Regions from separate parts of the Homo sapiens genome. Here region 1 is linked to region 2. A link is a loop called in an ENCODE intact Hi-C map of the cell type or tissue named here. Cell type or tissue: OCI-LY7. All regions are shown on one strand. Links, peaks and the distances in the headings refer to the core of each region. The heading gives the core; the rest is flanking DNA. Region 1 overlaps LINC01675 (long intergenic non-protein coding RNA 1675). Region 2 has its middle 16 kb from the start of MIR3658.

The links. Hi-C counts contacts between places; a loop is a spot of excess contacts. Peaks named below come from ENCODE experiments on the same cell type or tissue, not always from the same donor. Only the 100,000 strongest peaks of a DNase experiment are listed, where the experiment ranks them.
Region 1: it touches region 2 in a loop (6-fold over the local background); 83 of 110 quality-filtered maps call a loop at or near these places.

What each region holds. Positions count from the first base shown.
Region 1 is chr1:166,475,877-166,484,752 of GRCh38, forward strand. It overlaps LINC01675 (long intergenic non-protein coding RNA 1675), which reads right to left. Exons shown (of 3, transcript NR_146890.1): 2 at 1,005-1,093; 3 at 1-328. It also overlaps the pseudogene FMO7P. Among named protein-coding and RNA genes, the nearest start is that of LINC01675, 9.7 kb to the right of the region's middle. In OCI-LY7, for the core only: CTCF peaks have their summits at 3,364 (motif pointing left) and 3,563; a DNase peak (open chromatin) is centred at 3,345.
Region 2 is chr1:165,919,723-165,928,598 of GRCh38, forward strand. No RefSeq gene overlaps it. Among named protein-coding and RNA genes, the nearest start is that of MIR3658, 16 kb to the left of the region's middle. RefSeq lists a silencer at 8,551-8,660. In OCI-LY7, for the core only: CTCF peaks have their summits at 5,151 (motif pointing right) and 5,350; a DNase peak (open chromatin) is centred at 5,149.

The DNA of each region.
Region 1 (8,876 bases), core at 1,459-6,458, 560 kb after region 2:
AGAAAAAAAATAACTTATTTATTACACATCACTCAATTTTCACAAAAATTGTGAAAGAACTTTAAATGAGATGGTAAATCTCACCAAAGATTTTTACACATAGGAAGATCTAAAAAAAAATGATTACTCAGAATTCACTTTTCTTGAAATCTGTGAAGTAAACAGCATGATCTCTGTTGGTTCCAATCCAGTCCTCTGGTTTCAGAAGGAGGTAGAAGGAGCTGGCATGTGACACCCATATTTGTCCTTTGGTTCTCAGATAAAGATGTGCAGTATGAGGAAGCATCCTGGTTTCTCTTGCACTGGCCAATGGAACATTGTGGTGAGGCTGAGGGGAAGCAAAGGTCATCTGTCTCTGGCACAGTTATGGGCTGCAGTGGTCATCAGACTGACCCTCATTTACCTAGGTATGTAACTTTCCTATCTTGGGGAATCCTAATGGTGGAGGGATGATTTATGCAAAGCAAAGGAAATGCCTCTCCTTTATAACAGTCTGTGGTTAAGTAAAACAAATTTAAAATTATCTTGACAATGTCAAACAATAAGTCACTAACCCAAATAAATAACCCCTTTTAGAAGAAAACCTGACTTCTGTAGAGATTTCAGTTTTATAAAGGAAAAAGCCTGTTAGAATCAGAATGTCCAAGCCCAAACCAAAAATAGCACTTACTTTTCAACAAAGGTATCTATCTGTTTTACCCCCCTCTAAGTGTTGTCAGACTACACTTAAAGGATTATGTTCTGTTCTCATTTTAAATTTATTTTTAAAAATTTATTTATTTATTTTTTATTGTACTCTTTGAAGTGTTTCACTTTGAAGGAATGGTGACAAAAGGGAACTTCATTAAAGGAGAACAATAAGAATATTAAAGAGATAAATGCAGCTTGGTGAACATTTAAAAACCACTAAAGTTATTTAACCTGAGAGGGACATTCACTGGGGGAGGAGGACACTCACGGAGGGAGGAAGAGGAGCAGGATAGCTGTGTTTGACCACAACTCACCATCATATAAAAGATGGAGTCAACACGATGTGTGTTCTTGTTGAGCAAAACAAGTAGTGGATAGAGGCTCCAGGAAGGTCGACTTGGATCTAAATAAGAAGGGATTTCCAACAAGAAGTAATGATCTAAAATGAAACGGTCTGCCTTGTGAAGTAGTAGATTTCCTAATTAAGGAAATATTTAAGCAGAAACTAATGATCATTAATGAGGAGTTTATAGATCAATGGTTCTCAAACTTTAGTATGGCAAGAATCACCCAAAGTCCTTGTTAAATCAGATTATTAGTTCCAACTCCCCAAAATTCCAATTCAACATGTGTGGAGTGGGTCCTCTGAATTGAATTTGCCTTTGCCTAAGTTCTCTGGTGCTGCTGCTGCTGCTACTGCCGGTCTGTGGGTTAATTTTGCATAGCAAGTCTCTGCTAATATATGATGTAAAATTGGACCAGATGGACTCATTTTCCAATTTTGAGAGTCCATGATGATAATGATAGAAAAAACATAGTATGCTGTATGGATTTGGGTATTACCAAAATGAACTTGCTCTGTGAAAATGTATATAAAATAACTTCATGTGTTTACTATGGTAAATAAGATTTCTGTTAGTATCAGTTAATGTTGGTGTAACATAGAGCAGTGGTCTCCAATCTTTTTGGCACCAGGGAAGAGTTTTGTGGAAGACAATTTTTCCACAGAGTGGGGTGGGGTGGGGATGATTTGGGGAAGATTCAAATGCATTACACTTATTGTGCACTCTATTTCTATTATTATTACATTGTAATATATAATGAAATGATTATCCAATTCACCATCATGTAGAATCAGTGGGAGCCCTGAGCTTGTTTTCCTGAAACTAGATGGTCCCATCTCAAGGGATAGGAGACAGTAACAGATCATTAGATATTAGATTCTCATAAGGAGCATGCAACCTAGATCCTTCACATGTGCAGTCCACAATAGCGTTTGCACTCCTGTGAGAATCCAATGCCACCACTGATCTGACAGGAGGCAAAACTCAGGCAGTAATGCAAGCAATGGGCAGTGGCTGCAAATACAGATGAAGCTTTGCTTGCTAGTCCACCGCTCACCTCCTGCTGTGCAGCCCAGTTCCTAACAGGCCACAGACCAGTACCAGTCCATGGCCCACGGATTATGGATCTCTGACACAGAAGGACCAGTAGTAAAAGAAGTTGAACATGGTACTATATATAAATTCTAGTTATAAAATGGGTTTACTGTTAGACTGCACAAATGCAATGCAAAAGCTAAAGTAACCTTTGCATTTCTTGAATCTAAACAATTATTTTCCATTTATTTTCCTTAAATAGAGATTGAGAAATTCAAAGGCAAATATTTCCACAGTGAGAAATATAAAATTTAGAGGGATTTATGGGAAACAGAATCCTCATGACTGGCATTGGAAATTCTGGCTCTGATCTGGCTGTGGTGCTCAGCCACACTGCAAAGCAAGCCTATTTTCTTACAGCTGCATCTTGTTGTTGTGGTAATCCTCCACCTGCATGGAGAGGCACAAAGTATAGGATAACCAAGATTCAGGGGTTATTTTTATGGCTTCCCACTGAAAACACCTTATCTACACACAAGAGACAACAAAGGATTAAGTGTGTTGGCTGGGCCAAATGGATTCCCAGTAATCAGATCAGAAATATTCAGGTCGTTTGCTCTCTGCCAAGATCTCTACTAGTTAACACAGATATATTGTAGATGATTACATGGTTATTAAAAAAAATTACATTATAGGACTCCAGGCATTTGTGATCCCATTTATGGTTAAAAAAAAAAAAACCTATATATCTATGGTTATATGTGCATATGCAATTTCAAAAAAGATTCAAGTAACCGTTAACAGTGGCTTCCTCTGGGCATAAAGAATGGATATGCATGTGTGTGGCGGGGGGGTGAGGGGGTTATATATATTTTGTTAACAGATCGAGAGTGAGATTACAATACTTAACTAGTGAAACAAAATATTCAGCAACTTTGATAATTAATTCAGACCATCACTCTGCTACTCCTAATGACAAGGTTTAGAAATATAGCTACAACTGGCAAAGAAGATTTGGGGAGATTTAGAGTGATCTAGATAGGCGGTTTAAATACTGCAAATTTTCCAAACTGTTATTTGACAATGCACTGACTTTGAAGTCTCTGAACAATCTGTGAACAGTAGTTGTGTTCATTTAATGTGGTTAACAAGGGGTAGATAGATCAGCTGTTGGCTATGTGCTAAACAATTTCACAATAATTAATTTGTACCAGGGGAGCTAAGACACCAAGGTAATTTACCTAAACCAAGGGTCAGTTTTGTCAATGTGCAAGTCCGCCCTCTGCTGGCCATTCTGGGAAAATCACAGCTATTTTATAGCAACTGTAGTTATCTCTGATGGTCCAGATCATTCTTTCAAGAGTACTTATTATTCACCTACTGTGTGCCAGGTACATTATCATACATGATACAAGTGTCTGTTGTATGATTCTCTTTACTTTTTTGCATGTGTAAAATATTTTATCACTAAAAATATCCAATGTAAAGAGCAAAAAAAGTCTGAAAAATACGACAAATAAAACAATATTATTTTAAAGAAATTCTGATAGTAGTTCTTTGAGCCAATTAAATGAGGTTAAATTCCTGTAATCAATAAAATATTATAGCATCTTAAAGCTTGGCATTGCTGAAGAAATTATTTAGTTCAACCCCCATATTTTACAGCCAAGAAAACTGAGGGTCCAAGACATTAATAGTTAGTGTAAAGGAAGGCAGGAAATTACTTAAAAGGCTCGTACTAAAATCGACATCTCCTTCCTAGAAGATTTGCTTACATTTCAACCTAAGAATAAAAGAAATAATCAACTTTTTTTTTCTTTTTACAGATGTAAGCAATGATCACTGACTTGACAAAGGAAATGCATAGGGATTAATTTAAATGGTTTGTGTAGAGATATTTATTTAGGGTTCATTCACACAGAAGCAAATTGCTTAAGCATGAAATTGGATGAGGATACTAGAGAGTGAATTGAGAAGTAAAAGTGAGGGAAGCTGATCCCAGCCCTTTGCAAATTTAAGATTTAGGATCCCCAGCTTGGAAATGGTTATGCTAATTAAGGACTGAAGACTGGCAGAGTTTAGAAGATCAAGAAGGTGAGAGAGCCCAGGAGCACCAGGCACTGCTGGGGTTTAGATAGGTAAAGGACAAAGTACTTGATCTTGTGAAGCCTATAGATTAGCAGGAAAAGTACATAGTCACACCACCAAAGATTGTAAAGTGTTAGTTTTCCAAGTCTTTTTTTTTTGAGACGGAGTCTCTCTGTTGCCCAGGCTGGAGTGCAGTGGCGTGATCTCAGCTCCGCTCACTGCAAGCTCCGCCTCCCGGGTTCACGCCATTCTCCTGCCTCAGCCTCCCGAGTAGCTGGGACTACAGGCACCCGCCACCACTCAGTATTTATTGGCCCTTACTTTACAGATAATTCTAACCATGGGTTGTCTGGTTTGACAGGCCAGAACCACAAGTGAGAAGGGAAATACTGCTGGCTGCAGATTCAGTGACAAGAGCTATAATAATGAACAACACAGGGAGGAGTCATTAAAACTGCATTATAGCATTTGAGCAGTAATTAAGGTGCTTAATGATCAGAATAAGCAATAAAAAAGGTTAAGTTATGTTCGTTGCACACTGTTTAAGAAATGAGACAAGAGCTTAATCAATTTTAGAAATATTTTAATCAAAACAAAGTGAAAAAGTAAAGAAATTGTAAAAGAAGTATTTTCTTAACTGTATAAATGTAAGTTTCCTCAACATCCTGATAATATGACAGTGCCAGACAAATGAGACTTTGCTATATGCTATATGATTGTGTGCCAATCATCACCACTATGTGAAATTCAGCTAAATATCTCAGAACAAAGAGAACCAGGGGTTGTGATAAATGCTAGATCAGAGCTGAGAATGAGTCCCCAGAGCCAGCTTTTATAGGTGCCTCTGTCTTGTGCTAGTGTAGACAGGCTGTGCTTAAGGCCCTACCGTGGAAAGACAGGTGAAGATGTTTCCAGTGGAAGACCAGAGCTTTGCCTTCCTGGCTTTTTACTTTTCTTAGTATGAGATCAACCTCATATAGGGAGAGTGAAGGAAGAGGAAAGGAGGAGGAAAAGGAGAACCCTGGAGTCCAAATCTTTCCTAGAGACCATTTTTTAATACATCTGTAGAAACAGAAGGGGAAAAAAGAGTATTCAATAACATTTTCCAGAATGAATAAATGGATAAGTAAATGAAGTGAGACAAATACTAATATGAGCCATCTTCCCCAGTTTTGAAGATTTCTCAACTCTCAATGACAGTGAGAGCTTAGCGACAACCTTCCCAAAACATCCATTTCTGTCAGAATAATGATCAAACCCAATGTGAAAGAATTCACGGAAATAGCTGCCACTTTTTAACACCGTAGCACTGTGGAGAATGTTGATGTCATCTTTGCCAAATAACACACCTTCTCATTTCCTTTCTTTGAAGATTCTGTGAATATCACTGATAACCAGATATTCCTATACAATTAGGTATTCCCACTTCATGTGGAAAAAGTGACTTTGGTTGTTGTTGTTAATGCAGCCATCGGGAGCTGTAATGCCAACAAGGAAATTCCAAACTCTCTGGGCCACCTGAGTGTTAAAAGGTAACACAGTTAAAAGGAATGAATTCTTGTGGCTTCCTTTTTGCTACAGCCAGCCACCTTGAACCAAAGGAGCATTAAAATTGAGTCAGTTTAAATGAAAGAATGGGTCAATTACAACCGAAATTACTGTTCACTAACTTTGTTTAAAATAATTTTTTTATCCAGATAAATTTTATTTAGCTTAAAGGCAATAACAGGGACACATCTTCCTTTTTTAAAATTATTTTTGGAGAATTTAGAAAGGCCCGAAAAGCCTAAAAAATTGTTATCAAGGGTGGGAAACTCATTCATAACAATTTTTACAAAACTGAGAGAATCCCCCATCCTGGTACACACTTTCTGGGCTCTCCCACAGCACAAAACCAGGATAGTCCAGAATCAGCCGCCAGCATCAGCATCACTCCAGGGCCCTGGGTTCCATTTAGAACTTGTACTAAAATTATTTTGGGGATGAGATTTCTCCTTCATTCTTTTTCTTTTTATCTATTTTGTGGAACAGACAGTAATTGAGGAGCCAGAGAAGGAAAAACATGCCATTCTCAGCAATTCTCTTTAAAAATATAGGAATAAAAACTCCCATTTATATTGCTAACAGGGAAAGAAAAAAGTCAGGTCTTCATTTTCTTTCTAGAACTCTTCTTTTAGGTCCTTTCAATTAGCTTTGGAGAAGCTCAGAACTCGCACTCCCACGCTTTTACTTTCCTGGAACTATACTCCTTGGCCTTTCCTAAACCTTTCCTTATCCTGTGTTTGCCTTCATAGGACTGAACACAGTCCGGTCCTCCATGGAGAGGATGGCTGACATGGTCCAGAGAATAGAGGCCACAGGGAAAAGTAGGGTCCTTCACCACAGGCAATTACTGAATTTATGGGCTTAGGGGTGTGTGGTCAAATCCATAAGTCAGATTTTAGATAGAACTTCTAATGTCAGGAAGGCAGTTTTCAGGAATGCTAAAAAAAAAAAAAAAAAAAAAAAGAAAGAATACAAAACTCCTTATTGCAGACACTTACTCTGCCCTTGGTTTTTATATTCAGGTATAATTTGACTATCTTACAAGCCAAGAGAAAACTTTTTTCATAATGCAGAAATGATAGAAATAAAGAAGAAATTCACTTATGAAACAAATATGAGTGCTTACTGTGTGCTGGGAACTGTGTGGAGGAAGTTAGCCTGATTGCCCCAGGTAGTGTAATAAATGTGGTTCAGCATTTGAACCTACCAGATGCCAAAGCCAGTGTCCTTTGCTGTACATCATACTGTCTTCCATTCGTGCTCAACTGATGTTTTTCAGGAGTTTATAAACTGAAATATTTAAAACCCTACCAATGTGACATGTTTTTCTTTATTGCTGATTGCTTGCTGAAGCAAGCAAATTGTTCTATTGTACATAGGCAAAAGACGTATTTTTCTAACTACATTTATAAATATTTATAACAGAATGCCTTCTTGCAAGTTGTTTCCTTAATGTAATTTACAAATTGCATATTACAATGAGTGAAGCCAGAAATATTTTTCAATCAAACTGTATTTCCTAATGTGAAAATGTTTATCATCTTGATCCATTTAAACTATTTGAATAAAAGAATATGCATGTTAAAGAATTTTCAGTTAAAAGCCTTTCTTTGAAAGATTAGTATCATATACATCATCAAGTCCCAATTTCTGGCTCACAAGTGGAATCTGAGGTAATAATAATAAAAATATATTTTAACATTATAAAAGATTTGAAAAAGCATCTGTAATTTTATCAATCTTATTGAGCGTGTTAGTGTCATTCAAATATATCTGGTTCTGTTTCTGATCACCTAGTAGGATTTAGCTTCCCTGTCCCCTTTGGAGTTGACATGCCAATGTGACTTGCTTTGGCCAAATAAATGTAAGTAGAAGTGACATATTTCACTTCCATGTACAATCTTTTAGATATAGTACCAACCATATCTTTCCTCTGCCAACATTGAGACAATTAAGGAAGGATGTGTAAAGATGGAACCTTCTTCAGCCGGAGTACCAAAATGATTACAATGAGCAGAGTCTGATCGGGTAGCATGAGCTTTTGTTGTGAGTCACTGATATATAGGTATTGTTTGTTACCATAGCATAACCTAGCTTATCCTGACTGATATACCGACACAACCAATGGTTTCTGTTTCTTCATGTTCCCATCCACACTTTGTCCATATAGACATAGAGTTTTTACGTGGACATAATAATAGTATATAATATACTTTTCTTTGTTGTACACTTTTCAAAATATTATATTATAAACATTTCCCCAGCTTTTTCATGGACAGCATATTTATAATTTTAATAGTTATAAAACAGCCTACCATATTAACATTCAACTACTTATTAATTGTTCATTATTTGATCTTTTTATACATATAGCGTTTTTTCTTTTTCAAAAGTACTTTCTTGGGCTAAAGAAAATAAATAAATGTTTTTCTTTCAGTTTTGCAGTAAGGCATTTACAGTCAAACTTACCCTTTTCTTGAAATTGGTGCAAGAATTTTAGTACTAATGAAATTAAGAAAAGATATTCATGCTTTTCTCTTTATTTTGTCGTCCTTTGAAATTATGGTGCTAATTAGTTTAAAAGATAATACCCAGAATATTCTGGAACCACATCCAAAAAGATATCTTTCTGAGATTAAATCAGGTCACACTCTAAACCTGACACCCTGATAAAATAAATTACTTGATCATAGAATTTTTTTACTTACTATACAAGTTTGTGCCCCAAAGACAGATGAATTGTTCTTGCTGAGATTAAATTAGCAGTGTTTCATCCTCATGCTGAAGAAGAGCCGCAGTATTTCTATAGACTCTTTTATTAGTGATAAATATGTTTATACCACATTAATCCTTATGAAACCCAGGCTGGTTACTCTGCCAAGGGGAAAAAAAAAAACTCTGCTTTCTTCACTTTACAGTGATTATTTTTTGATGAATAATTTTATTTCTTTTCACACATAGACTATATATCTGAGGTTGTCTTCCACTTTTATGCACCCAGTATTTTATATTTATCTAACACTGTTTTCAAAGGCACTCAAAGGGCTTTTTAAATATTATTCCATAAAACACTTATAGAATGATGAAGTCAGCACTTTACACAAACATTGGAAACAGCCAAAGCCACCATTTGTGAAATGTTTAACTACTGCTAAGGTTTCTTCTCTTTTCCTT
Region 2 (8,876 bases), core at 2,365-7,364:
TGCAATGATAATATAACCAAAAAGAAACAATCAAGCATGACAAGCACTCAGTCAATGACATCTGTTAATATAATTTTATTTTTAAAAAACAGCTTTATTGAGGTATAAAGGGCATAAAATAAACTACACACATTTAAAGTGTTTAATTTGATAAATTTGAGATATGTATCCACCTCTGAAACCATCACCAAAATCAAGATGGTGAACATTCATCGCCTCCTAAAGTTTCCTCATGCTCCCTTGTAATCCTCCCTCCTACTCCAGGGAACCACTGACCTGCCTTCTTCTCACTAGAGATTACTTTGTGTTTTATAGAATTTTATATAAGTGGAATCATATTGTATGTACTCCTTTTCTTTTTGTTTGGCTTTTTTTCACTCAGCACAATTTTGTGATTCATCCATGTTTTGTATATCAAAGTTTCGCTCATTGTTTTGGAGGAGGGTTGTTTGTTTTCTTATTGAGTTTTTTTTTTTTTTTCGTTAAGAGAGATGGGGTCTTGCCATATTGCCCAGGCTGGTTTTGAACTCCTGGCCTCAAGTGATCCTCCTGCCTCAGCCTCCCAAAGTGCTGGGATTACAGATATGAACTACCATACCTGGCCTTCTTTACTGAGTTTTGAGAGTTCTTTACGTATTCTGGGTACAAGTCACTTTCAGATTTATACTCTGCAAGTATTTTCTCTTATTCCATGGCTTGTCTTTCTTTTCTTAAACGACACTGTTTTTAGAAAGCTCTTGTTTTAAATTTTGATGAAGTCTGACTTATCAATTTTGCTTTGGTGCCATAGCTAATAAATCTTCGCATAATCTAATGTCACTTTTTTTTTTTTTTTTTTTGAGATGGATTCTCGCTCTGTTGCCCAGGCTGGAGTGCAGTGGTGCAATCACGGCTCACTGCAGCCTCCACCTCCCAGGTTCAAGCGATTGTTCTGCCTCAGACTCCTGAGTAGCTGGGATTACAGGTGCATGCCACCACAGCCTGCTAATTTTTGTATTTTTAGTAGAGACAGGGTTTCACCATGTTGGTTAGGCGGGTCTCGAACTCCTGACCTCGTGATCTGTTCACCTGGGTCTCCCAAAGTGCTGGGATTACAGGTGTGAGCCACCACGCCCAGCCAGTGTTTTATTTTTTTTATTTTTTTTGTTTTTTTTTTGTGTGTGTATGTGTGTGTGTTTTTGACGGAATCTCGCTCTGTTGCCCCAGCTAGAGTGCGGTGGCATGATCTCGGGTCACTGAAACCTCCACCTCCTAGGTTCAAGCAATTCTGCTGCCTCAGCCTCCTGAGTAGCTGGGACTACAGGTGCATGCCACCACAGCCGGCTAATTTTTGTATTTTTAGTAGAGACAGGGTTTCACCATGTTGGTTAGGCGGGTCTCGAACTCCTGACCTCATGATCTGTTCACCTAGGTCTCCCAAAGTGCTGGGATTACAGGCGTGAGCCACCATGCCCAGCCAGTGTTTTTTTTTTTTTTTTTTTTTTTGTGTGTGTGTGTGTGTGTGTGTGTGTGTGTGTGTGTATGTGTGTGTGTTTTTGACGGAATCTCGCTCTGTTGCCCCAGCTAGAGTGCGGTGGCATGATCTCGGGTCACTGAAACCTCCACCTCCTAGGTTCAAGCAATTCTGCTGCCTCAGCCTCCTGAGTAGCTGGGATTACAGGCACCCACCACCACTACTAATTTTTGTATGTTTAGTAGAAACGGGTTTCACTATGTTGGCCAGGCTGGTCTTGAACTCCTGACCTCAAGTGATCTGCTTCCCTTTGCCTCCCAAAGTGCTGGGATTACAGGTGTGAGCCACCACTCCCAGCCACAAAAGTTTTTCTCTTGTGTTGTCTTCTAAAAGTTTTATAGTTTTAGGTGGGTTTTTTTTTTATTTTTTTTCATTCTGTCACCCAAGCTGGAGTACAGTGGCGCAATTATGGCTCACTGCAGCCTTGACCTCCTGGGCTCAAGTGATTCTCCTGCCTCAGCCTCCTGAGTACCTGGGATTGCAGCTGTGCAACACAATGACTGGCTAAGTTTTTGAGTTTTTGAGACAAGGTCTTGCTATGTTGTCTAGGCTGGTCTCAAACTCCTGAGCTAAAGCAATCCTTCTGCCTCAGCCTCCCAAAGCGCTGGCATTACTGGCCTGAAACACTGCACCTGGTAAGTTAATTTTTTAAGATGGTGTGAGGTAATATCATTATTTTACATGTGCTATCCATGTGTTTTAGCACCATAATTGAAGACTGTCCTTTCTCTTTTGAATTGCCTTTGCTCCTTTGTGAAAAAGTCATTTGTCCATATATGTGGGTCTGTTTCTAGACTCTGTTCCATTGATTTGTCTATCTTGACATCTATACCACACTGTCTTAATTACTGTAGCTTTATAATAAATCTTGAAATCTAGTAGTGTCAGCTCTCCAACTTTATTTTTTGTCAAAATCGTTTTGGCAGTTCTGAGTTCTTTGCATTTCTATATAAATTTTAAAGAATCAGCTTGTCAATTTCTACAAAAAATGCTGGGACTTTAATTGGGATGGTGTTGAATCCATAGATCAATTTGGGGACAGCTGACATTTTAACAGTGTTATGTCTTTTGATTTATGAACAAGATATATCTATCCATTTATTTTGGTCTTTAAAAGTGTCTCAGCAATGTTTTATTGTTTTAAATGTATAAGTCTTAAATATCTTTTATCAGATGTATCCCTACATATTTTATATTTTATGATGCTATTGTGAATAGTATTTTTTTAGAAGTCCAACTTAACGATTGTTTATTGCAAGCATATAAGAATACAATTGATTTTTATATATTGGTCTTTTATTCTGCAATCTTGCTAAATTCACTATTTTTAGAGTGGTGTTAGAAGACAGCAGAGAGAAAACAGTGGTTCAACCTATCCTGTTTAACCAAAAGTTGAGATTTTTTATGTTCACTTTTATCCTCTTTTTAGGGTTGAAAATTACACACATTATATTTTTCTTACTTTAGTGGCCATCTTTTAAAATTGACATGGATAGTTGACAAAATCTGAATTTAATCAGTATTTCTCTCCTCTTCCTAAACAATATGAAAGCTTTGAAAGCTTAAACTCTGACCACTCTGTCTATCTTACATGTTATTGATGTTAAGTATTATAGTTCCACCTTGCTTTTATATTCTTGACATTAGTTACGATTACTGTTTTATCCTGTCAGTGCTCATTTAGATTTTCCCAGATTATTACTAATGACTTTGTTCACTATTTTATTTTGCATTGTCAATCTTGGTTATGGATTCAGTTTTCTTCATAACACACATTTTTTTCATAATTATTTGTCAGAATTATTAGTGGGACACTCTTTGTTGGAAAATGCCTTTTTTTACCCTCATTCTTGAGTTATAATTTAGCTGTTTCTCTCAACATTTTGGATAGATTGGTCTTCTGTTTTCTGTCTTTTAAAAAGATTTCTCTTTGATGTTTTGCAATTTCTTATGATGTGTTGAAATGTGGATTTATTTTTATTTACCCTACTTAGGGCATGTGCTTCCTGAAGGCGAGTTCTATGTGTTTCATCTATTCTAGAAAATTTATAGCTATTATCTTTTCTAATGTTGCCTTCTCACTTTTCTCTCTGTTTTCTATCTTTTGATCTGTGGTTCCATGTACATAGGACCTTTTGCTCTTTCTTCTAAGTCTCTTACTCTCTTATTTTATTTTTAATCTGTTTTTTGTTTGTTTGTTTGTTTGAGACAGGGTCTCACTCTATAGCCCAGGCTGAAATGCAGTAGAGTGATCATGGCTTGCTGCAGCCTCAACCTCCTGGGCTCAAGTGATCCTCCCACCTCAGCCTCCTAAGTAGCTGGGACCACAGGCGTGAGCCGCCATGACCGGTTAATTTTTGTATTTTTTGTAGAGATGGGGTTTCACTATGTTGCCCAGGCTGGTCTCGAACTCCTGGACTCAAGCGATTTACCCATCTTGTCCTCCCAAAGTGATGGGATTATTGATATGTACCACTGTGCCCTGCCTTATTTTTAATCTTTTTATCTCTCAAGCTACATTGTAGCTAAGCTCCTTAGATCATTTCCAATTTAGTTACTCGCTCTTCACCCATGTTTAGTTTGCTGTTTAAAACTTACCAAGTTTTTAATTTCAGTGACCATATTTTTGGCTTTTAGAAAAACCATTTCATTATAGTCCAAATCTGCTTGTTGATTTTTGATTGTGTTTTATACTAATGTTTTAAATTGCTATTCTTGGCCCTTGTCTAATGTCATTTTCTTATATGCTCAGCTATGCATTAAGCAGGACTTCATTATTATTATCTTTTTTGTATTTTATGTGGAACTTGTAGGTATTTTGTAGCAGGAAGGTTTTCTGGTTATCTGAACCATGATAATGAAAAAAAAAAAAGTGTCTCATTGGTTTTTTCAAACTTTCTCCTCCAGAGAAATTCTGCTTTGTTCACAGCATCAAATGTTGCTTGGAGTTCTAAAACTTCCATTGTTCTTTGTATGTGAAGCATGCTGGGATGCCTGGGCGGTGGAGTGTTACTTCACATTAAATTGTGGGCTCCTTTACGGTCAGCAACTGTGTTTCCTGTATCTCATGTGTCCTGGCAGGGTACTTGCCACGTAGTCAGTGCCTGATAAACAGTTGGCTGATTTCCTTATTTGACTTTTGCTTTAGAGCCAGACGCCTCGCTAGCAGAGATGCACACGTTTTTTTGTTTTGTTTTTTTTTTTTTTTGAGATGCAGTCTCGCTCTGCCGCCAGGCTGGAGTGCAGTGGTGCAATCTCGGCTCGCTGCAAGCTCCGCCTCCCGGGTTCAAGCGATTCTCGTGCCTCAGCCTCCCGAGTAGCTGGGATTACAGGCGCGCACCACCACGCCCAGCTAATTTTTGTATTTTTAGTTGAGACGGGGTTTCACCATGTTCGCCAGGATGGTCTCGATCTCTTGACCTCGTGATCCACTCGCCTCGGCCTCCCAAAGTGCTGGGATTACAGGCGTGAGCCGCCGCGCCCGGCCCGAGATGCACATGTATTTTTAAAGAGTTCCATTGATAACTGAGTTTCTCCTGACCAGAAGGTGGACTGTGGCCTAGGCATGGCAGTGCCTCCTGATTGGCTTTGGAAGCTCAGCTCCATCTGTGGTCCGTTATTCTTAAAAGTGGCCACTAGAGGGTGAGAATGAGCCACAGCACAGCAAAGTCCTGTTTTAACCTTCAGAACAGCTGGAGGACGGTCAATTCAAACACACTAGAGAGCACCTATCATGTGCCAGGTACTGTGCCAAGCCCTCCCTGCCTTCCAGGACCTCATAAATGGCCAGTGGCCCCTCACATATAGACACAACTCTTGTACAAGGCAGAATGGAATGTGCACAAAGAGGTACAATCCCAACTCCTAGATCTAGGGGGTCTCAACAAGGAGGAACTGTGGGTGGCTTTCCTGTAGAACTCAGATTGGTCAGTCTGTGAGAAGGAAACTTACAGGACCTGCACCATCCACCCTCTCAGTCTCAGTCTCACCCACCTCTTCATACACCTGTTTCATGTGCATATGGCTTTACTGTTGCCTGCCAGAGACCACCCAGGCTTTGCAGTAGACTATTTGCATAACCCTGGACTAACCACTCTCTAATCTTTAATCTCTTTATTTAGGGATGATAATATCAAGTCCTTTCTACCTCATAGGATTGTGTCAGATTTAAGCAAAGTAATGAAGATCAAAGTACTTTTGAAAATTCATAAGTGCCATATATTTATGAAGCTTTAAAATAATTGTTAATATAAATTTCCCTAAAATGCCCTCAGAGTCTAGGAAGTTTGGGTGCACCATGGGCATTTACTGAATTAACTAGAATGTACACTCTTCCAGAAGAGGAGACCCACAGTAAGCCGAGGTATACCAGGCAGTTTCGGACAAATCTGAGAGCCAGGAAACAGCAGTGTCATTAAAGTGTTGGGCTGAACATTGTGCTCTGACACTCTCTGGGGAGGTGTCAGCCTGGCATCCAAGAAGGGTGGCCCTGTGGGAGGGTTATGCTCCAGACTGTGGAGAGGGGCACTTTCCTTTTCCGGGCAGGGACCCTGAGGAAGAGGAGATTAAGAATGGGTGTGGTATGATGCTGCTCTAACCCCTGAGATAAGCTTCCGAGAAGAAAAGCCACTGTCACTCACTTTTCAGGACCAATAAAGGAACTGAATGGTAGAGAGAGCTTTGCCATCTTCTCTCATGCTTGAGGAAAGGAGACTGACCCCTTCTCAAGGTGATGGGAGACTTAAAGTGCCTGTTCATGATTGGTGGCATGAGAGGGGAGGAGGAAAGACTGGAAATGTCAGTCACCATGCTTATCGCCTGCTGCGCCAAAGAACACCCCAGCGAGATCCTTAGGGCCATTTTCTTTCAGAGTCTATTTTAAAAATGTCTTTATTGATTTGATCAAACTGGTGTTTTTAAAACTTCAGTTAAGGTGAGCTTTCCATGCACACACATTGGTGTGTGTGTGTATGTGCATGTGTCAGGGGGCTGCTGGGGTGGGAATGGGGACCAAAGAGAGACTATTTTTAGAATAGCATTTCCTCTGAGGGGGTTTTAACCTGTTCTCTGCTGTTTTATGTTAGAGATTTATTTGATCATGCAGTCAACAACAGCACCAACAGCACCATCTGGTTTGCTAATAGATATTTTTTTTTTTCTGTTTCAGCCTTTATTTTAGAATTGGGGGTACCTGTGCAGGTTTGTTACAAAGGTATATTGTGTGATGCTGAGGTTTGGGGTATGACTGAATCCATCACCCAGGTAGAGACCATAGTACCCAATGTGTAGTTTTTCAGCCCCTGCGCCCCTCCCTCAGTCCCTCCTCTAATATTCCCCAGTGTCTGTTGTTGGCATTTTTATGTCCATGTATATGCAATGTTTAGCTCCCACTTATAAGTGAGAACATGTGGTATTTGGTTTTCTGTTTCTGTGTTACTTCACTTAGGATAATGGCCTCTAGCTGCATCTATGTTGATGCAAAGGACATGATTTTTTTTTTTTTTTTTTTGAGACGGAGTGTCGCTCTGTCCCCCAGGCTGGAGTGCAGTGGTGCAATCTCGGCTCACTGCAAGCTCCGCCTCCCAGGTTCACACCATTCTCCTGCCTCAGCCTCCCGAGTAGCTGGGACTACAGGCGCCCGCCACCACACCTGGCTAATTTTTTGTATTTTTAGTAGAGATGGGGTTTCACCGTGTTAGCCAGGATGGTCTCGATCTCCTGACCTCGTGATCCGCCTGCCTCGGCCTCCCAAAGTGCGGGATTACAGGCAGGAGCCACCGCGCCCAGCTGATTTTGTTCTTTTTTATGGCTGTGTAGTATTCCATGGCGAATATATACCACATTTTCTTTATCCAGTCCACTGTTGTTGGGCACCTGGGTTGATTCCATGTTTTTGCTATTGTGAATAGTGCTGCAGTGAACATATGGGTGCATGTATCCTTTTGGTAGAATGATTTATTTTCCTTTGGGCATATATCTGGTAATGGGATTGCTGGGACAAATAGTAGTTCAGCCTAACTTCTTTGAGAAATCTACAAACTGCTCTCTACAGTGGCTAGACTAATTTGCATTCTTGCCAACAGCATATGTGTTCCCTTTTCTCCATAGCCTTGCTAGCACCTGTTATTTTTTGACTTTTTAACAAAAGTCACTCTGACAGGCGAGAGATGGTATCTCATTGTGGTTTTGATTTGCATTTCTCTGATGATTAGTGTTGTTGAGCATTTTGTCATATGTTTGTTGGCTGGTTGTATGTCTTCGTTTTAGAAGTGTTTGTCCATGTCTTTTGTCAACTTTTAATGAGGTTATTTGCTTTTTGCTTATTGATTTAAGTTTTTATATCGATTTTGGGTCTTAGACATTTGTTAGATGCATAGTTTGTGAATATTTTCTTCCATTCTGTAGGTTGTCTCTTTACTTCCTCGATGGTTTCTCTTGCTGTGCAGAAGCTCTTTAGTTTAATTAGGTCCCACTTGTCAATTTTTGTTTTTGTTGCAGTTGCATTTGAGGACTTAGTCATAAATTCTTTGCCAAGGCCAATATTGAGAAGGGTATTTCCTAAGCTTTCTTTTAGGATTCTTATAGCTTGAGGTCTTACATTTAAGTCGTTAATCCGTCTTGAGTTATTGTTTGTATGTGGTGATAGGTAGGAGTCCAGTTTTATTCTTTTACCTATGTATAGCCAGTCATCCCGGCACCATTTATTGAATAGGGAATCTTTTCTCCATCGTTTATTTTTGTTGAGTTTGCTAATAGATATTTGATAATACAGAACTTGGATATGACTTTTGGACACACTTAGATGTGGAGATTTTTCTCTTGGTTGCATTTGTGTATGTGTGAGAATAAGGAGAAAGGACTAATACATGGTCATTTCTATTTGCTGCTGTAGCAGCAAGGAGAATCTGGCAGAGGTAGACTGTGTGTGTGTGTGTGTGTGTGTGTGTGTGTAAGTATTGGCCATGACACATTGACACATCCTGTAATGACACTATCTCCCATGTGCTTGTCATTCTCCAATGTGCTAGGCTTCAAAACCTCACCAGGGGGCGCAATTGTAATTTCTCGCATTCATTTCGTTCATCAACCATTTATCTAGTTAGCCTCTACTGTATGCCTGTCACTGAAATGCATTGTTTTGTTTTAAACCTCATTTGAATCCTGTGAGGTAGATTGAATTACCCCTCTTTCCATAAAGGGAATTGAGCTTTAGGAGATGTTAAGTAAATTATGTCGTCAGCAATACATGGAGAAGCCGGAATTTGAACCCGTGTTTTTCTGCCTGCAGAATGTAAACCCAATACCCTTACACCCTGCTGCCTCCCCCATGTCATGCTATCTCAAAGACTGAGTTCTGTTCTCC